Linked DNA regions of Homo sapiens: region 2 is linked to region 1. Evidence: read pairs that join two places in POLR2A ChIA-PET (ENCODE). Cell type or tissue: PC-3. All regions are shown on one strand. Each heading gives the region's core, and the rest is flanking DNA. Links, peaks and the distances in the headings are about the cores only. Region 1 has its middle 120 kb from the start of DPYD-AS1. Region 2 overlaps DPYD (dihydropyrimidine dehydrogenase).

What was found. ChIA-PET counts read pairs that join two places held together with the same protein. Peaks named below come from ENCODE experiments on the same cell type or tissue, not always from the same donor. Only the 100,000 strongest peaks of a DNase experiment are listed, where the experiment ranks them.
Region 2: POLR2A ChIA-PET joins it to region 1 with 6 read pairs; 1 of 35 experiments calls an interaction of 5 or more read pairs at or near these places.

What each region holds. Positions count from the first base shown.
Region 1 is chr1:96,968,821-96,977,984 of GRCh38, forward strand. No RefSeq gene overlaps it. Among named protein-coding and RNA genes, the nearest start is that of DPYD-AS1, 120 kb to the right of the region's middle. In PC-3, for the core only: no CTCF peak of the experiment used is centred there; DNase peaks (open chromatin) are centred at 3,611 and 4,971; H3K4me3 peaks cover 566 bases; H3K27ac peaks cover 1,854 bases.
Region 2 is chr1:97,272,656-97,281,819 of GRCh38, forward strand. All of the region lies in intron 18 of DPYD (dihydropyrimidine dehydrogenase), which reads right to left. The region is part of intron 2 of DPYD-AS1 (DPYD antisense RNA 1); the gene reads left to right. Among named protein-coding and RNA genes, the nearest start is that of DPYD-AS1, 180 kb to the left of the region's middle. In PC-3, for the core only: no CTCF peak of the experiment used is centred there; a DNase peak (open chromatin) is centred at 5,416; H3K4me3 peaks cover 699 bases; H3K27ac peaks cover 2,282 bases.

The sequences.
Region 1 (9,164 bases), core at 696-8,695:
AGAGAGCAAAGGCAGGGAGTCTGGTGGTGTGACGATGAAGATAATAAAGGAAATTATTAATGCGTCTACAGTATTTTTTGCATATTTATCTTACTGATCCTCACACCATCCCTCTGAGAAACATGTTATTATTATTACCTCACATTTTTAGTATTCTGTGTACATATTTTTAAGTTCTATGTACATATTTGTAAAAAAAATTTAAGTAAAGCAGGAGAGAAGAAATACTCTAGATAGGAGAATTTTTTTTTCCACTCTTTTGCAGACAGTGTTAAGGCAGGGGTTGGGCAAATCAAAATGCCTTAAACACAGAGGAAAATATTTATCTTACGCAACAAGAAGCTTAACATAGGCAGTCCAGGGCACAATGATGTCCTCAGTACTAAGCACTAGCTGTCATATTTCTGCTCTGCTGTCCTCATAGGGCACTGATTCATCCTCAGCTTGGGTGTTCATAGTCATAAGTTGGCTGCTGCTCTTCGGGGGTCGCAGTCACGTTGTCACATAACACAGGTTCTAGCACAGGCTCTTGAAGATAGCAAAGACCAAAGAAGTCTTGTGTGTCAAATTGAACTGCACCACCTCTGAGTTCCAGGGTTGGTTTAATTCTCTGGCTCCACATAGAAGCAAGATGGCTCTAGTCTTTCCTGCCACTCAGATGCAAGCACATCATAAAACAAATGAACAAACAAATCAAAAATTCCATGAGGCTCAGAGACTTTAAATAATTTGTTCCTGGATTTTGAGGCATGTATGGAATATGGTGCCCCTTGTTCTGTCTCCAAGTACGGTGCTCTGCCGTGAAAGGTGTTTGGGTTAAGAGAAGGCAGCTCTCTCAGGTATCTGCCGATTTGCACAGGCTTCTTTGTACACAATAGGCACTCAGCATCCACTGATTTGATTTTAGGCTTAAAAATGAAATTAAAATGGAGCTACCTTGGGCTGTTTGGCTTTGTTCTCTCTCTGGCATTTTCCTGTGTTAAGTTTAATTGCATTTGAACCAGACTCCACTGTTCTGGTTCAGGACAATGTCCAGAACCCAGACAGCTTTTTCTGATCTGTTTAACTCTCTGCTAACATCCACACAGATGGAGAAAATCAGAATCAGTGGACTCATTCTATTGTTTCAGGATCCTGGACCCCCTCTGTAATCAGCCAATTCATCTACCCTTTTTGAGCACCTCCACAGTACTACTCCATTCTAGCTGCTTCAAAGTATACAAGATGTAGTGCTTTTTGTCCATGTACTTACAGTGTATTTGGAGAAACATGTCAAGTACATGTGAACAATTTGCTAACTAACAATTTTAAGGTGCATTATATGCATCAGATAAATAAGCTCTATGGGAAGTCCAGTGCACAAATAGACATAAGATGTGGGCTGGCCCTTGGCAGATGAACCGGTCACAAGAAGCTCTACTCAAATTTTATGAACATGGGGTTTCTCAGATACCTGCCTGCTGCACCACCTGGTGAGAATGGAATTGAGGCAAACCTAGGGCCTGGAAAATTAGGGCAATTGCTTAGGGCTATGAACTCTATGCAGTGGGAGAGCGATTCAGAGAGTCAGTCTTGAGGGGCAAAGGAGGATTTCTATTTAGGTAGATTTAACTAAGACATAAAGTTTGAGGGATATTTTCAAACAAAGAATCAACCAGTATATGTACTCATTATGCCCAACACAGAGCCCCCCTCAGGCAACACAGCCCTCTTTGTGACTTAATTAATAAACCTGATTTTACTTGCCTATAAATCTTACCAGGAGTAGGGGGTCATTGGACTTGACAGCAAGAATTTTCTGTTTTGTTACTGTTTCTGCACAGCCTCTGAAGCTTGGATTAGAAAGAGAGGTGCCGATTTGGAAGTCAACAACACAGAGGTGGCTATTAACACCAGAAGAGTAGATGAGCCATGAAGGCAAGAAATTCCATACAGAGGGGAAGGCTAGAGATAGAACCTAGAGGATCGCCAACCACAGTTCCTCTTAACCACAGACATGACTGTGGTCTTTGATGCTTCATTTGTAGAGTAAGGACAATGATAGTATCTACCCCATAGAGCTATTTGAAGGTTTAGTGAGTTAATAAATGCAAAGCACTGGACAATTGCTTCATAGATAGACAACACTCAATACTGTTATCAAGATGAATCAAATTCTCACTCCCCCTCTCCCATTCTCCTCTCTCTGCACTTTTCTCCTGTGCCCATGAAACTGCCCTCCTGCCTGTAAACCTTCGCCGGATGTTTAGAACCCTCTGCCAAACATTTCTTGAGTGATGGGTGGACCTCCAGGCCTTTTTCTTTACTTTCCACAATCAAAATTTAACTGTTTCATTTTAAATTCCACCAACTCTACCATGGGTGTTAGCATTTTAACCAGACAATGCCTTCATGTGAAAGAATGTCTGTATTGCTGAGATTTTGGTCTCTAACAGTGATTTCTAGATACAGGGCTCTCTTTGTACACCCTCCTCAAAACACACTTGTAAGCAACCTCCTACTCGTGAGACCTCGAAAGTGGGAAAGGAGACAGCAGTAAGGACGATACAGAAATAGGCACAGAGAAACCAGCAGGTACCAAGGATGTCATCAAGCAATTTCCACAGAAAGCAAGCATGGATTAAAAGAGAGAAGCCAACAAATTTGTGGTCATTTGAAGCCTAAAGACACATTTTAAAACATTTCTTAATTTCTTTAAGTTTCTATCTTTTTTCCTCCTATGGAAGAAATCTACCCAATATAACATAAACCACTAATACTGTTCTCTAGGCAGAACATAGTTCCGTGAGCCAATGCAGGCTGGTTTCAGGGAAACTAACAACATTATTGATTTTAGTCAGGCTTATTAGAATCAGTGTTACATGCCCTTTTCCTCTACCAGATTGTATTTGGACTTCATTATGAAATCTCATTACATTAAGAGGAGGCTGCGATGAGTTCTGTAAATAAAAAATTTCCAAAGATGGATTTGTTAAAATTAGTATATCTGTGAAATCTGCTTTGGGTATCAATCTGTCAAGAAAGGGAATCATATATTTTCTGATTAGACCTTGCTTTTTAAAAAATATTGGGAATATTCACCAATTCTAGCAGCATACAGGAAAGCTTCCCTTGTTTTCCTGTTAGGAACTCCTGTGCAACATATTGTCACAGAACCTGGGTGAGACATCGCATCACATAATGATTACAGACAGCTTGAAGGGATGAACATGGCTTTTTCCTCTCCATGCAGCTCAGTAACACAATAGGCTCGTGAATCCCAAACTGAGAGCTATGAAAATGGAGTCAAGTCTGTAGCTGGCAATGCCTGGGATTTTTAGTGCAGGAATACGGAGGACTAAAAGAGATTCGAAACACCCAACCCTTCCATTTCTGCTTCAATATGTGGCGTATCATTTGGATTAGGCAACTTAAGTGAATTGATAAAATTGATGAAAATGAACTGATAGAGGAAATTACTTTTCCAAAACAAACAATTGCAATATGTACTTTTCTCTTAGACACTCACTCCTGTGTCTGTTTATTCAGTATCTGCACGCACAACCTTGTAAATACTGAAGAAAATGATGAAAACTGTTTAGTCAGACAGCTTAGTGCTTTCTCGTCCAAAATTATAACCACAAACTCAACACCAAACCAAGTAGTGTGGTTTCACTGAGAACTGAGAGAGCAGTTGTGGGATTTTCATTTAAGAGGCAGGGAATGATAAGGCATTAGAGTGAACAAGTGCTGTCGCAAACCTCTTCCCTGCATCTCTCTATCTGCTGCCCTGGTAGAACCCTGTATCCCCTTGATCCCAGAATGCTTCCCTCCCTCCCTCCCACCCAGGTGACATTTAAGACCTCTCTTGTTAGCCCAGTGCTGTGGCTTATGCCTGTAATCCCAGCACTTTGGGAGGCCGAGGCAGGTAGATCACCTCAGGTCAAGAGTTCGAGACCAGCCTGACCAACATGGCGAAACCCTGTCTCTATTAAAAATACAAAAAATTGGCTGGGTGTGGTGGTTCACACCTGTAATCCCAGAACTTTGGGAGGCTGAGACGGGTGGATTACCTGAGGTCAGGAGTTCAAGACCAGCCTGACTTACAAGGTGAAACCCCATCTCTACTTAAAAAAAAAAATAGCAAGAATTAACTGGGTATGGCAGTGGACGCCTGTAATCCCAGCTGCTCAGGAGGCTGAGGCAGGAGAATTGCTTTAACCCAGGAGGCAGAGGTTGCAGTGAGCCAAGATCGTGCCACTGCACTCCAGTGGGGGCAACAAAAGCAAAGCTCCATCTCAAAAAAAAAAAAAAAAAAAAAAGATCCAGGTGTGGTGGCAGGCGCCTGTAATCTCAGCTACTTGGGATGCTGAGGCAGGAGAATTGCTTGAACCCTGCAGAAGTTGCAGTAAGCTAATCACACCACTGCACTCCAGCCTGGGCAACAGAGTGAGGCTCTGTCTCAAACAAAAACAAAAACAAAACCAAACACAAACAAACAAAAAAACCTCTCTTGTTCAGGGCATTGTTACAATTTATTGGATTCATTCTGATAAGGGAGAAAGACCTAAGCATGGAGATACAGAGTAGAATATTACAGTGTGGGAGAGTCACACAGACAGGTTGGGAGAACTCTCAGGACTCAGATCTCCTGGTGCAGGGTAGGAGTTGCAGTGACAGGTTGATTTCTCCCATCTCTTCCGACATGGGTTTCCCCATGTGCCACTCCCTGTAGATTAGTAGTGGGGTCACGAATATACTCAAACCACACTAGCATGCTGGGACAATGTGTGTCTTTGTGTTCTGTAATTGATCTGAGTCTCCTTTATGAGCCCCCTCTCTCCTGAATACTTCAAGTTGCCAGTTAGCAAGATATCAGTCACCTCTGCTTTAACCAGTCTCACTTCAGCCTCTGGTTCATCCATCTGGCCTCTTCCCAGGGCTGCCTCTGTGCTACTGATCCTGCACCATGGGGAATTGGCTTGGTTCCAAAGGCTGAGGATGTCCTAGGGACCTGGAGTCTCAAATAGCATGCTGGCACTTGTCCCAGCATTCCTGAGTTCCCCGATGACTGTAAGTTTTAAGTTATCATCCCCTCTTGGGATATGACTCCATGACAGGAAGGGGGCAGAGAAGGAGAGTTGTCTGCATATCTAGATGCACTTGCACTCTCTACCTTTGCTTCTTTTCTTCCTGCTATGCCTCACTGCTGGAAATATTGGGCTTTTATTTTACTCATTCGTCCTATTTGATAGGGACTTTTCCTATATCCTGCATTCTCCTTGTAGACCCCAGCATCATAACCTCATTCCCAGTGATATTTTTTGGATATTTGTCCCCTTTATATCTCACGTTGAATTATAATCCTCAGTGCTGGAGGTGAGGCCTTGTGGGAGATGTTTGGATCATGGGAGCAGGTCCCTCATGGCTTGGTGGTGTCTTTGTGATCCAGAACTCTGGATCTTGAAGATAGTGAGTTCTGACAATCTGGTCATTTGAAAGTGTGTGGCATCTCCCCCTGCACTCTCTCTCTCACTTGTTCCTCCTTTTGCCATGTAAAGTACCTGCTATTGCTTCACCTTCCATTTTGATTGCAAGCTCCCTGAGGCTTTGCCAGAAGCTGAACTAATGCCAGCACTGTTTCCTTTCAAGCCTGCAGAACTGTGAGCCAATTAAATCTCTTTTCTTTATAAATTACCCAGTCTCAGGTATTTCTTTATAACAATGTAAGAACAGCCTAATACATCCGAACATCATTAAGATTTAAAGAGAGAAACCAATTCACCAGTAGAAGATTATAATTCAGCAGGTATTTCAAGGACATTAAACTCATTGTCCATTATGATTTTCGTAGGGGTGAAACTTGAATGGAATTATAAAATATAGGGGCTTTGTCTTTCCCATACAAGCCTTCTTCAGGATACAGTTGGCCCCCTGTATCTTCAGGTTCTGAACCAAAATTGGTGAATAATAAGAGCCAACTAAAGAACTTGAGCATCTGCAGATTTCAGTGTCTTCATGGGTCCTGGAACCAATTCTCCATGAATACCAAAGGACCGTGGTATTCATTTTCCAAGACAGAATGGAGATGTCTATTGCCCTAGATTTCATATTGTTCAGCCAGATATCTTGACATCATTAGAATGTCTTAAAATTCTTTAAGCCAGATGGACATTTACTTTCGTTTAAGTCATCACAGTATACTTGAAAAAGTGTGCATGAAATGGTAACATGAACTATAAAGGGTTATCAGTTCGATTGTCATCAGCGCGCATTTATATTTATAAAATTCTCTTGCAGTGGTTCATTATAGCCCTGAAAAGCAAGGAAGTTCCTCATTACTAGTTTATAGAGTTATATGCACAGAGGCATGAGGTTATGAAATTAGTTATCTAAGCTTCTACAAAGGGGAGAAATCTCCTTCTACTTAACACTAGTCAAACATTCTCTGGAGAATATGATATGATTCTGGATACAAGATATCATAAATTACTGCACATTCTTGGAGGGCAACTGGGATTCAATCACTCAACATATATTTCTTCAAAAACCATTTATTGCACTCTAAGCGCTTGCCCATTTTTTAGGTGCTGGGGATGCAATAGTGTTGTGTTAAGTAAGGTAAATAAAGTCTCTGCTTTGAGGGAGCTTGCATTCTGGCAAGCAAACTAAGAAAGAGGAATATAGGCAAGTATGAAGAATCTCTAAAGACCTTCAAGAGTAGACCTATCAGAAGAAGAGAAACCTTGGGGAAGGGAAGCTATTTGATGATTGCAAATAGTAGAAGATCTGAACTTTAGAAGAGGAAGGAACTTACGTTTCTATTGGATGTTGCTCTGTAAGACAGAACTAGGACCAATGGGGAAGGTTAGGGAGGCAGACTTTGCTCAGTATAGAAGAGGACTTAGTAACAATTAGAGTTCTACTACATCTGAAAGTTACAAGCTCTTGAGAAAGTGTTCCAGATAAGGCTGGGTCGCCATCTGTCAGAGGCAGTTGCAGGAGGCTGCCTGCTTTTGGAGAAGAGTTTGAAGATGGTCTGTGTGGAACCATTCAAATCTATATCCTTATGATTCTGCTCAGGTAATTAACTTCGAATGTATCACGCTGAGCTCATGACATTTTGAAAAACAAAATATTTTGAAACTAAGACACACATCTAAGCACACAAAGTAATCACAGGTATTTTGGACAGCAGGCTAACGCAAAGACATCACATGGGGACTATTATAAAATCTGGGGCCTACAGGGTTCCAGGGGGCTTACAAGAACGGATGAGAAGTAGAATTAGAGCCCGTGGGGAATGGAGCAGGAGAGAGGAAATGGTGTCAAAGGGTTGACAGGTCAGGGCCAGGGACATGGGTTCTGTCATTAAACGGTTGAAGCAGGTCACTTTAATTCCCTAGTCCTCAGTTTTCTTATGCGTAAGAGAACATTTTGCATCGATGGCTTCAACTAGATCTGATTTTCTGAGATGAGAAGAGAAGTATACATCCCTTTTCCTTGCCACAAAAGTCTTTTGACTGGCAAAGCCGATAGTGAGTTCAGTAGGGAAGTGTCCTATACTATTGCTTTCACACAAGTTTACTCACATATTCATTTACTCTCATCCACAGCTCGGTGTTCAGAACTTTGGGCAGTATTGATAAACTTCACCTTTCATGTATATTTGCTAATAAGGTATTGCAGTTAGTTATTTGATTCTAAAGTCTACTCACTTAGATGTTACCTTACAATAATGGTTAAGATTAAGATATGGTCAACAAGAACAGGAAAAGATGTTCAGCATCACGAGTCATCAGAGAAATGCAAATCAAAACCACAAGATGCCACTTCAAACTCATTAGGATGGCTAGAAACAAAAAGTTAGATAACAATAAGCATTGGCAAAGACAGGGAGAAATCAGAACCTTTATTCTTGCTGGTAGGAATGTGAATGGTGCAACTCTTTTGGAAAATAGCAAGGCAATTCCTCATGTGATTAAACAATTACCATATGATCAGCAATTCCGCTCCAAAGTATACACTTTGGGGGGCCGAGATGGGCAGATCATTTGAGATCAGGAGTTTGAGACCCACCTGGCCAACATGGTGAAACCCTGTCTCTACTAAAAACACAGAAAAATTAGCCAGGCATGGTGGTGTGCACCTGTAATTCCAGCTACTCAGGAAGGTGAGGTAGGAGGATCGCTTAAACCCAGGAGGCAAAGGTTGCAGTGAGCTGAGATAGACCACTGCACTCCAGCCTGGGTAACAGAGCAAGACTCCATCTCAAAAAAAACAAAAAAAAAAAAAAAAGAAAGAAAGAAAAGAAAATATATGTTTCTGCAAAAACTTGTACATGAATGCCTATAGCAGCATTTTTCATAATAGACAAAAGAGGAAAACAATCCAAATGTCCATGAACTGACAACCAGTTAAACAACATACAATGTACTATTATTTGGCCATTAAAAGGAATGAAGTATTGGTACCTGCTGCAAAATGGGTAAACCTTGAAAACATTATGCTAAGTGAGAGAAACTACATGTTGTATGATTCTATTCACATGAAAATACAGAATAGGGACATTTATAAGACAAAAAGTAGATAGGTGCTTGCTTAGGGTTTGGGGGAGGGGATAGCAGGGTGATTGTGAAAAGAATACTGAGTTTCTTTTTAAGGTGACAAAAATGTTCTAAAATTGTCTGTGTTGATTGTTGCACATATCTGCAAATATGCAAAAAGCCATTAATTATACACTTTAAATGGATGAATTTATGGTTATTTGAATTATATATCAATAAAGCTCTTTTTAAAAAGTAATATTTGAATCCGTGGTTTGAAAATAGTCTCTAATAAAATACTTGACTCCCCAAACCAGGTTGTAGGACACCCCAAATTATAGCCTTAGTTCAAATAAGGAGAGTCCATTTCAGATTCCATTTGAGCCTTTAAAATCTGTATTTTAGTAAGTGAGGAACTCAGACCTTCAGTCTCTGATGATTTGGGGAAACTAGGTTTGCGGAAAAATAATTCCTATCCTTTTAATGCTTTCTGTGTCATTTGTCCTAGGTTCTCCCTCCTAAAGATGCAATTATAAGATGCAGAAGAGTGAAATATCTAGAAGATACCCCAAAATCAGTTGCTACTATACACCCTCCAGTAAGCTTCTATCAAAAAGGAAAATTTTTTAAAGAAAAATG
Region 2 (9,164 bases), core at 724-8,723, 300 kb after region 1:
CTGTTTAAAAAGGTTAATCTTTAAGTAGATTAATGACATAGTGATCTTCACTCAGTTCAAGCTTTTTTTCTTTTTGACTGAGGAAAAGATACGTTACTACAAGCTATTTCATATCTTTCTGATGGAACTTACATGAATGACTGCTTTAGAATATTGAACAATCAGAACCCTGAACTTTCTATTATAAGGTGTCTCTGAGATCAGATAAGTAGGATGTGGCCTATCACTGGTCTTTATTTTCAGTTGTGCTAAAATGAAACAAGTGTGTTTTCTCCCGTCAGTTTCAGAGGAGAGTGGATATTAAATGTTAAATCACATTTAAGCTGAAGTCAATGTACAAAACTTTCAACCCTAAAGTTGCCTAAGGGAATCAGAAATAAGGGCATTTTACGGGTGTTACTATAAAATTAAAGAGGAGACAGAAATGTGGGATGTTTCCTTTCATTAAATGCCAAATAGTTATTTCAAACAACTTGTAGATGACTGTATTTTAATGTTATGACATACAATTTTCAAAATTAAATGTGTTTTAAGTCAAATTTGCTAATAGTATCCAGCAAAAAGATAAATTTTAGAAACATAATTCTCTAACTGTTCAGGCCTTTCAAAATATAGTTTGCCATGGGCCCAACAAGGCCAAGGGTGAAACGCAATATTTTCTGATCCTAAAATCTTTGCAAAAAAGGAATGCAGAAAATCAATGCAGAATTATATAAAATATGTTTGAGGCACAGACTAGCTCTTCATCTATACTCCAACTAAACTACTCCCTCTCACAAGATACCACTTTTTAATATAGTACAATTACCTCCATACTGACTGCAAAATGGCAGTTAAACCTTTAAAGTGTAAATCTTTGCTTTTGTGTGTTTACCTGTCATGGACTTTAAACAGTGTGGAGAGAGGACTAAGGAAGGTGGTAAGCTATTTATAAATTGGAAAGTCTTTTTGCATTTATCTAGGAATATAGACATTGTCAATATGTGATTGAATTACTGCACCAGTTTTCCTGGAGGATTTGTATGTTTATTGCTTTTTTGTAAGACATTTATCCAGCTCTCTCAATCCTGTTCTCTTTCTTGCATGAGTTCACACATATTAAAATGCAAGTGTCTTGCTTGTCTGATATGTCTTTTGCATTATTTGAAACCCTGAAGCCCCAATATTTCTTGATATCTGTACAATTCTGAAACAAAATTATTTAGTAATAATATTCCAGGGATAAGGCAATAATGAAATGTATATGCAACAAAAAGTTCACAAGCCATCATTTCAATTTTCCTCTTGAATTTTCAGGGTAAAGTTGAAGGAAACATTTACTTTTGAAGAAAGAACAAAACTCTAAATTATTATCATCACAGCCTGTGAATTATTCTTTGATGCCTATTGTGCTAAATAGGAGATTTTATACAACATAAAGTTAAGGCAATATTTACTTTAGCAGCTTACATTTTAAAGAATAAAAACGAGAAAATAAATATGAATTTGGATATATACATCTAAATTCAAGGAACCTAGAACATGATATGGTTTGTATATTTGTCCCCTCCAAATCTCAGGTTGAAATGTAATCCCCGCTGTCAGAGGTGGGGCCCAGTGGGTTATATTTGGGCCATGGGGGCAGATCTCTCATGAAGGGTGTGGTACCATCCCTGTGGTAATGCATGAGTTCTAGCAATCTATTATTTCACACCTGAGCCGCTTGTTTAAAAGAGCCTGGCATCTCTCTTGTGCCCTCTCTTGCCATGTGACACATCTGATCTGCTCTCCCTTTGTTTTCCCCGATGATCAGAAGCTTCCTGAGGTCCTCACTAGAAGCAGATGCCAGCACTATGCTTCTTGTAGAGTCTGCAGAACCTGGAAACAATTAAACCTCTTTTCTTTATAAATTACCCAGCCTTGGGTATTCCTTTATAGCAAGGCGAAATGGACTAATACAAAATAATATGAACCAAAGTACAAATACTCATTCATGATGATAAAGCAGAAACCAGCATTTACTATTAGGTTGGTGCAAATGTAACTGCAGTTTCTGCCATTACTTTCAATGGCAAAACGCGCAATTACTTTTGCACCAACATAATATGTTCTATTACACAGGAAGTTGCTCCAGGTTGTCAAAAAGTGATCAGTGCTGGTTGGTAACCATTGTATCCTAGTGTGTGGGTCTAGGGATCAGTTATATGCCAGGCAAGTCTCTGATCCCCTGAAGTTCACAGATAAGAAATTATATGTAGAATATGATATAAACACGAGAGAGATGCACAGGATGCATAAGATGCATGGAATCAGGGGTAAGGGCTTCTAAAGTAGTTTGGGGAGTGTAAGGAAAATATTGGACTGAGAAGCTGGTTCTAAGGGTAGAAATGCCTCTGTGTCTAAGGTAGCAGTATGCTTGTAGGTACCATAGGTATAGAAGCAAGAGCAACCTTGGCATTAGGTAAAAGTGTGAGTAGCTCAGTATGGTTGATTATGGCCTGGGGCAGTGGCAGGGGATGGCAACAGAAAAGGCTGGAGATGTAAGCTGGGACAAAATCATCCAGAGCATGGAATACCATGACTAGGTAACTTTTATCCTGGAATCATATTCTTTCTTCAAGTTTTAGTTAAAATGTTATCTCTCCCACAAAGTCTTCCCTGATCCTTCCAGTAAGAAGTGATCACTCCCCCATGGAGCTCCTACAGATCTTTGTTTGAATTGCTCCTTTGACAGGTACCAAATTTTCTACTGCAATAGGTAATGGAGTGAAAAGTATAAGAATCTAGGATTCAGAGGGCAAGAGGTTCTACTCCCAATTTTGTCACTTTGCAGTGGTCTATTTGCCTTTGGGCAGATCTGTTCACCTTATTTTCCTTTACCTGTAAACTCTGCGTAATAGTAGTTACAAACATTTGTCATTCAGGGTTATTATGAGTATGTGAAAGTGGCTTTAGAAATTTTGAAATTTCTAAAAATTGAGGTGTTTGAATATATGTCATCTATTTCCTATAAGAATGCACACACCTTAAAGGGAGCAAGATTTAGATTCTAGAAGAGGTGGATAATAGTTTGCCAATTATTTATAAGCCTAAAACCTTGAAGATTAATTTATCTCAATCCTTCCTCTTTCCAGGAAATCTTCCTTCAGTTCTTTTCCATGATAAGTCAGCTTCCTGTTAGCTTCCTCTCTCCTTGAGGCATAGACATGTGCATAGCTATCTCACTGCACATGGCTTATCATGCCTTCTCCTGATCTTCTTCCTCTCAGCTTCTTTTGCTGGATCTTCTTACTCTTCCTGTTCATAAAATGCTAAAATAGCCATTGGACCTCTTTTTTTTCTTTATCTGTATGCATTTCTTAGTTTATCTCAACAGGTTCCACAACTTTTTATAACATGTTTATGGCATGAAGGTTCAATTTATGTATTCAGTTCTTTCTTCTCCTTGAACTTCAGGGTCAAATATCTAACTAGTTAATCTATATCTTCATTTGGATGTCTGATAAGATGTCTTAAGTTCAACATATCCAAAAAGAACTATTCTTTCCCAAGGCTGATGTCCAGAATGGTGTTTCCTAGGTTTTCTTCTAGGACTCTTAATGGTCTTATATTTAAATCTTATGACTAAGTTCTCAAAAGCAATTGCAACAACAACAAAAATTGACAAGTGTGACCTAAGTAAACTAAATAGCTTCAGCACAGCAAAAGAAATTACCAACAGCTTAAACAGAGAGCCTACAGAATGGGAGGAAATATTTGCAAACTATGCGTCCAACAAAAGTCTAATATCCAGAATCTATAAGAAACTTAAACAAGTCAACCAGCAAAACATAAATAACTCCATTAAAAAGCTGGCAAAAGACATGAACAGGCACTTCTCAAAAGAAGACATACAAGTGGGCAACAATGAAAAAATGAAAAAATGTTCAACATCATTAATCACCAGAGAAATGAAAATCAAAACCACAAAGGGTTACCATCTCACACCAGTCAGAATGGCTATTAAGAAGTCAACAAATGTGACACAGCAAGACTCTGTCTCAAAAAAAAAAAAAAAAAAGTCAACAAACAACAGATACTGGTGAGGTTGTGGAGAAAAGGGAATGCTTATACACTGTTGGTGAGAATGTAAATTAGTTCAGCCACTGTGGAAAGCAGTTTGGAGATTTCTCAAAGAACTTAAAACAGAACCAGCATTTAATGCAGCAATCTCATTACTGGGTATATATCCAAAGGGAAATAAATTGTTCTACCAAAAAGACACATGTGCTTGTATGTTCATCACAGCACTATTCACCATAGCAAAGACACGGAAACAACCCAGGTGCCCATCAATGGTGAACTGAATAAAGAAAATCTGGTACATACACACCATGGAATACTATGCAGCCATAAAAAAGAATAAGATCATGTCTTTTGAAGCAACCTGGATGCATCTGGAGGCCATTATCCTAAGTGAATTAACGCAGGAACAGAAAACCAAATACTGTATATTCTCGTTTATAAGTGGGAGCTAAACACTGGGTATACATGGACATATAGATGGGAACAACAGACACTTGGGACTACCAGAGAAAGGGAGGAAGGAAAGGAGGTAAGGGTTGAAAAACAACTCACTGGGTACTAAGCTCACTACCTGGGTGACAGGATCATTCATATCCCAAACCCCAGCATCACACAAATTACCCATGTAACAGACCTGCACGTGTACCCTTGAATCTAAAATGAGAGTTGAAATTAAAAAAAAAAAGAGAACACAAAAAACACAAAACAAACAAATAAACAAACAAACAAAATGCCCCTCAAATCAGAAATGAACTATTGATCCTCCTCCCTTACTCTTTTGCCATAAAGCTGTTCTCCAGAGTTTACTTAAAATGGCACTACTGTTTGTTCACATGCTCAGCCCAAACTATTTGAAGTTATTTATAATTCCCTTTCCTCTTGTATCACACATTCAACCCATCAGTTAATCCCATTGACCTTCTCTAAAACATATTCTGAACACAACATTCTCCCTCCTCCAATTCCTCCATTGCTACTACACTGGTCTAAACCACAACTGTCTCTTGCTTAGATTCCTGAATTAGCTTTAAAAATAATTGCCCTGTCCCCATTCTTATGCTGTATAGTCTGTCTGCTACACAACAGCCATGGTGCCCATTTATTTAGAAATTGAAATTAGATCATATAACTACCTTAACAATTAGAATAAATCCCAAAATCCATGCAGGGCCTACATGATCTCTGGTTAGTCCTCCAATCTCATTGTCAACTATTCACTCTCCTATTCAACTTACTTCACACCATGCATCCTTATTGCTGTTTCTGAGCATTCTACTATATTTAGCCCTTTGTCTTTGGGATTTCTGATCTATTTATTTAGTTTGTGATTGCCTAGTTCACCTTATGTGACTAACTCTGACTAATGTGCCAGTGTTAAGTGTTTACTGTCAATTCATCTCATGACTCAGTCTGTTCCAGGAAATGCAAAGATTAAAAAGAATTTCTCTTGATTGCAGCTTAATATTTTCCTTATTCTAAAATGTTTCTTTCTGTCTTGAGCAATACCTAACTACTAGTAACTACCAGAAATGTTAGTGAAAGTTTGCCTACTCAGGGGCTTCATCTCATAAGAAAGTACCAGAAAAGCCAAAAGTAATGCGCCAGTCTATAACAAATCTGTGTTTTTGATAATCTAATTTTTAAAAGTTACATTTACTTTCTGACTGCCCCTTATCACATTACAGTTCAGGGCAGAACAACCAGAAACTACAGAAAGTAAATGGACAGGGAAAGAGATGTGCCATTGTTGTTGATAATGTGCCGGCACATGACTAAGCTGTGATAGTTCAATGTTTCTTAATGTTCTTAACTCAATGCCTAGATTTAAAAAGTCACAGATCAGAGCTGCAATTATGCCAAATACCTGGTGGTTTTATTAAACCCCCAAACAGATTTCCTGTTGTTGCTCCCCTCTAAAAGTTTCAAAATATGCAGAGAAAAATGAGGACAGCCAAATGAGGATAATCTGATGTGTACAGTTGAAAATAAAGCATCATTTAGGAAGAAACAAAGTTTTCTGTTATGTAGTAATGATGCAAAGGGCTAGAGAAATCTATAACCCTGAATTCTGACAGTGCAGATAATAATCTGTTTTTCTTGCACAATGAAATTTACTATCAGTGTATGAATTTTAACTGTGTGTAGATATATATGCACACTCTAACACATATATACATAAATATATATTACACTCTTACTAAGACAATGGTATTTCGTAAAAATTTTTTTTTTCCCACAGCTCTTTGCAGACACTAAACTTGAGCTTCTGAATGGCAGAAATTGACTTTTAAAATATATGACTTCTTAAAAAAATTCAACTTTGATTCTAGATTCAGGTGACGGACATGCAGATTTGTTCCATGAGTATATTGCATGATGCTGAAGTCTGTGATATGAATGATCCTGTCACCCAGGTAGTGAGCATAGTGGTGAATCTGTAAGACATTAGATTCTGATATTACAATTTCCAAGGGATTGTTTTTGAAATTACATTAAGCATACCCCATACTTTGTTTAAACATGGCAGATTCCCCACACATATATGAGAAGTTTTGGAAGATGAAAAGCAGATTGTAAAATGATAACTGACTTAGTAGAAAAAAAAGAACATTCAACATGTAGAACTCCCAAAAAGGCAGCTAAAGACAGGGTACTGGAGAGCACAGTTCAAGCAGGGAGGCACAGTGGGTGAAATGTGAAGACTGTCTGAAGATGGTATATAGAGCCAATTGGACCCCAGTTTCCATCACAACCCTGTGCAATCAGGTTTCTAGTGGTCCACTGGAGACAGAGATTTGTTTGTTTGTTTGTTTGTTTGTTTGTTTACTTGAGATGGAGTCTGGCTCTGTAACTCAGGCTGGAGTGCAGTGGTGCGATCTTGGGTCACCGCAACCTCCGCCTCCGGAGTTCGAGCGATTCTCCTGCCTCAGCCTCCGAGTAGCTGGGACAACAGGTGTGCATGACCATGCCTGGCTAATTTTTGTATTTTTAGTAGAGATGGGGTTTCACCATGTTGGCCAAGCTGGTCTCAAACTCCTCACCTTAGGTGATCCGCCCACCTCAGCCTCCCAAGGTGTTAGGATTACAGGCGTGAGACAGAAATTTATTTTTATAGAAGTGTACTAGAGATACTCCAGATATCAAAACTAGTGGAAGGCTGTAATTGAGACAGGAAACTGAAAGCAAGGAAATGAAATGAAAGTCTGCATATTGAAAGCTGGGACTACCATTCATCCACTGATCCCTTTTTTACAGAAAGGCACATTGCTTTCATGACGGAGATCTGAGGATCCTTCTAAGAAATTGTTTATCCCCAGAGAAAAGACCTGAAGATACTCACATTTGTCAGCCACAGTAAAAGGAAGAGCTTACCACTCAATCTCCTCTGCAATAAAGCTCCCTAGCTGTTAAATTTCACTCACATACTCAAGGCTTCCAATCAACTTTTTAATATCTCACACTTAAAAACTAAATTGAGGATGTCTTGAATCTCCAGACATTTCAGAAGTCTTTTTTTTTACATGAACTAGAGAAACCAAAACAAATAATCAAAATAAATAAATGAATAATGAGGCAGAAGATATAGAGATTTATATACGCATTGAAGGGAAACTGTAAGAAAAAAACCAAACATAGCTAACATCTTCAGAGACAGTACAGAATGAACTGCATCCAAAAGATAATGCAATCAAGAAGAAACCACCAAAGAAAATGATATCAATATGCTGAAGAGATATCTGTGCTCCCATGTTTATTGCAGCACTATTCACAACAGCCAAGATATGGAATCAAACTAAATGGCCATCTATAGATAAATAAAGAAAATGTGGTATGTACGCAATGGAATACTATTCAGCCATAAAACAGAATGAAATCCTTTCATTTGTGGCAACATGGATGAACCTGCAGGGTATTACGTTAAGTGAAATAAGCCAGGCAGAGTAAGACAAATACTGCATGAACTCACTCACATGTGGAATCTGAAAAAGTTGATTTCATGGAAGTAGAGAGTAGAAAAGTGGTATTAAGAGACTGGGGAGGGGTAGGGGGAGCAGGGGCCTGGATAGGTTAGTCAATGAATACAAAGTTATAGTTAGGAAGAAACATTTCTGTTGTTTCATTACACAGTAGGGAGATTACAGCAAATAACAATATAGTGTATATCTCAAGATACCTCGAAGATTTTAAATCTTATCTCCACAAAGAAATGATAAATGCTTAGAGTGATGGATATGGTAATTACCCCGATTTGATCATTATACAATGTATTCGTGCACTGGAACATCACTACACACCCCATAAAAATACAATTATTGTTCGATTATAAATACAACATTATTTTAAAAACTATCAAAAGCAGAAAGAGTTGTACAAAAGTTAAAATATAATGATCAATAAAAAATAAGTTACAGGTATGATATCAAAGAAATCTCCCAAAAGAGAAAGCAAAATTCAAATAGGAGAAACAAAACAAAATAAATCAGAGGGGAGAATGACTAAAAGAAAGAATGGAGAAAATGGGAAGAAAAAATGATAAACAGATAACACCAGAGAATTTCCAGACCTAAAAATAAAATTTTCCACATAGAAAAGAGCTGAGAGTAAAACAAGAAATTAAAAGGAAAATCCAGGTTGTGAAAACCAGATCACAAGAGATAAAGAGTAGATCCTACCAAAAGGATAAAACAATTTGAAAGAGAGAAAATATATAAATATATATATGGATGTGCATATATATAATTTAAATCAAAGAGCAGATAACAGATGAGATCAGCCCTCTCTATAACTGATAGAAGAAACTAGAATATTGGCTATAAATACTTAATTAAAAATTGTTTTCAATATAAAATTTTATACCCAATCAAATTATTAAGTATGAGGATAGAATAAAAACATTTTCAAATATGCAAATTTTATCTAAAGTTTCTCAGAATGCTTAGAATATCTCAGGAAGTTATCAAACTAAGTCCCAGAAAAATAAGTAAATATACTAAGGGTGAGAAATGTATGGGATCCAGAAATAGAGGGTTTAACACACATAAGCTAAGGAACATCCCTAAATAACATCAATTAGGACACACAGGGAATAATTTTAATTTTTTCCCCCATGATGTATAACA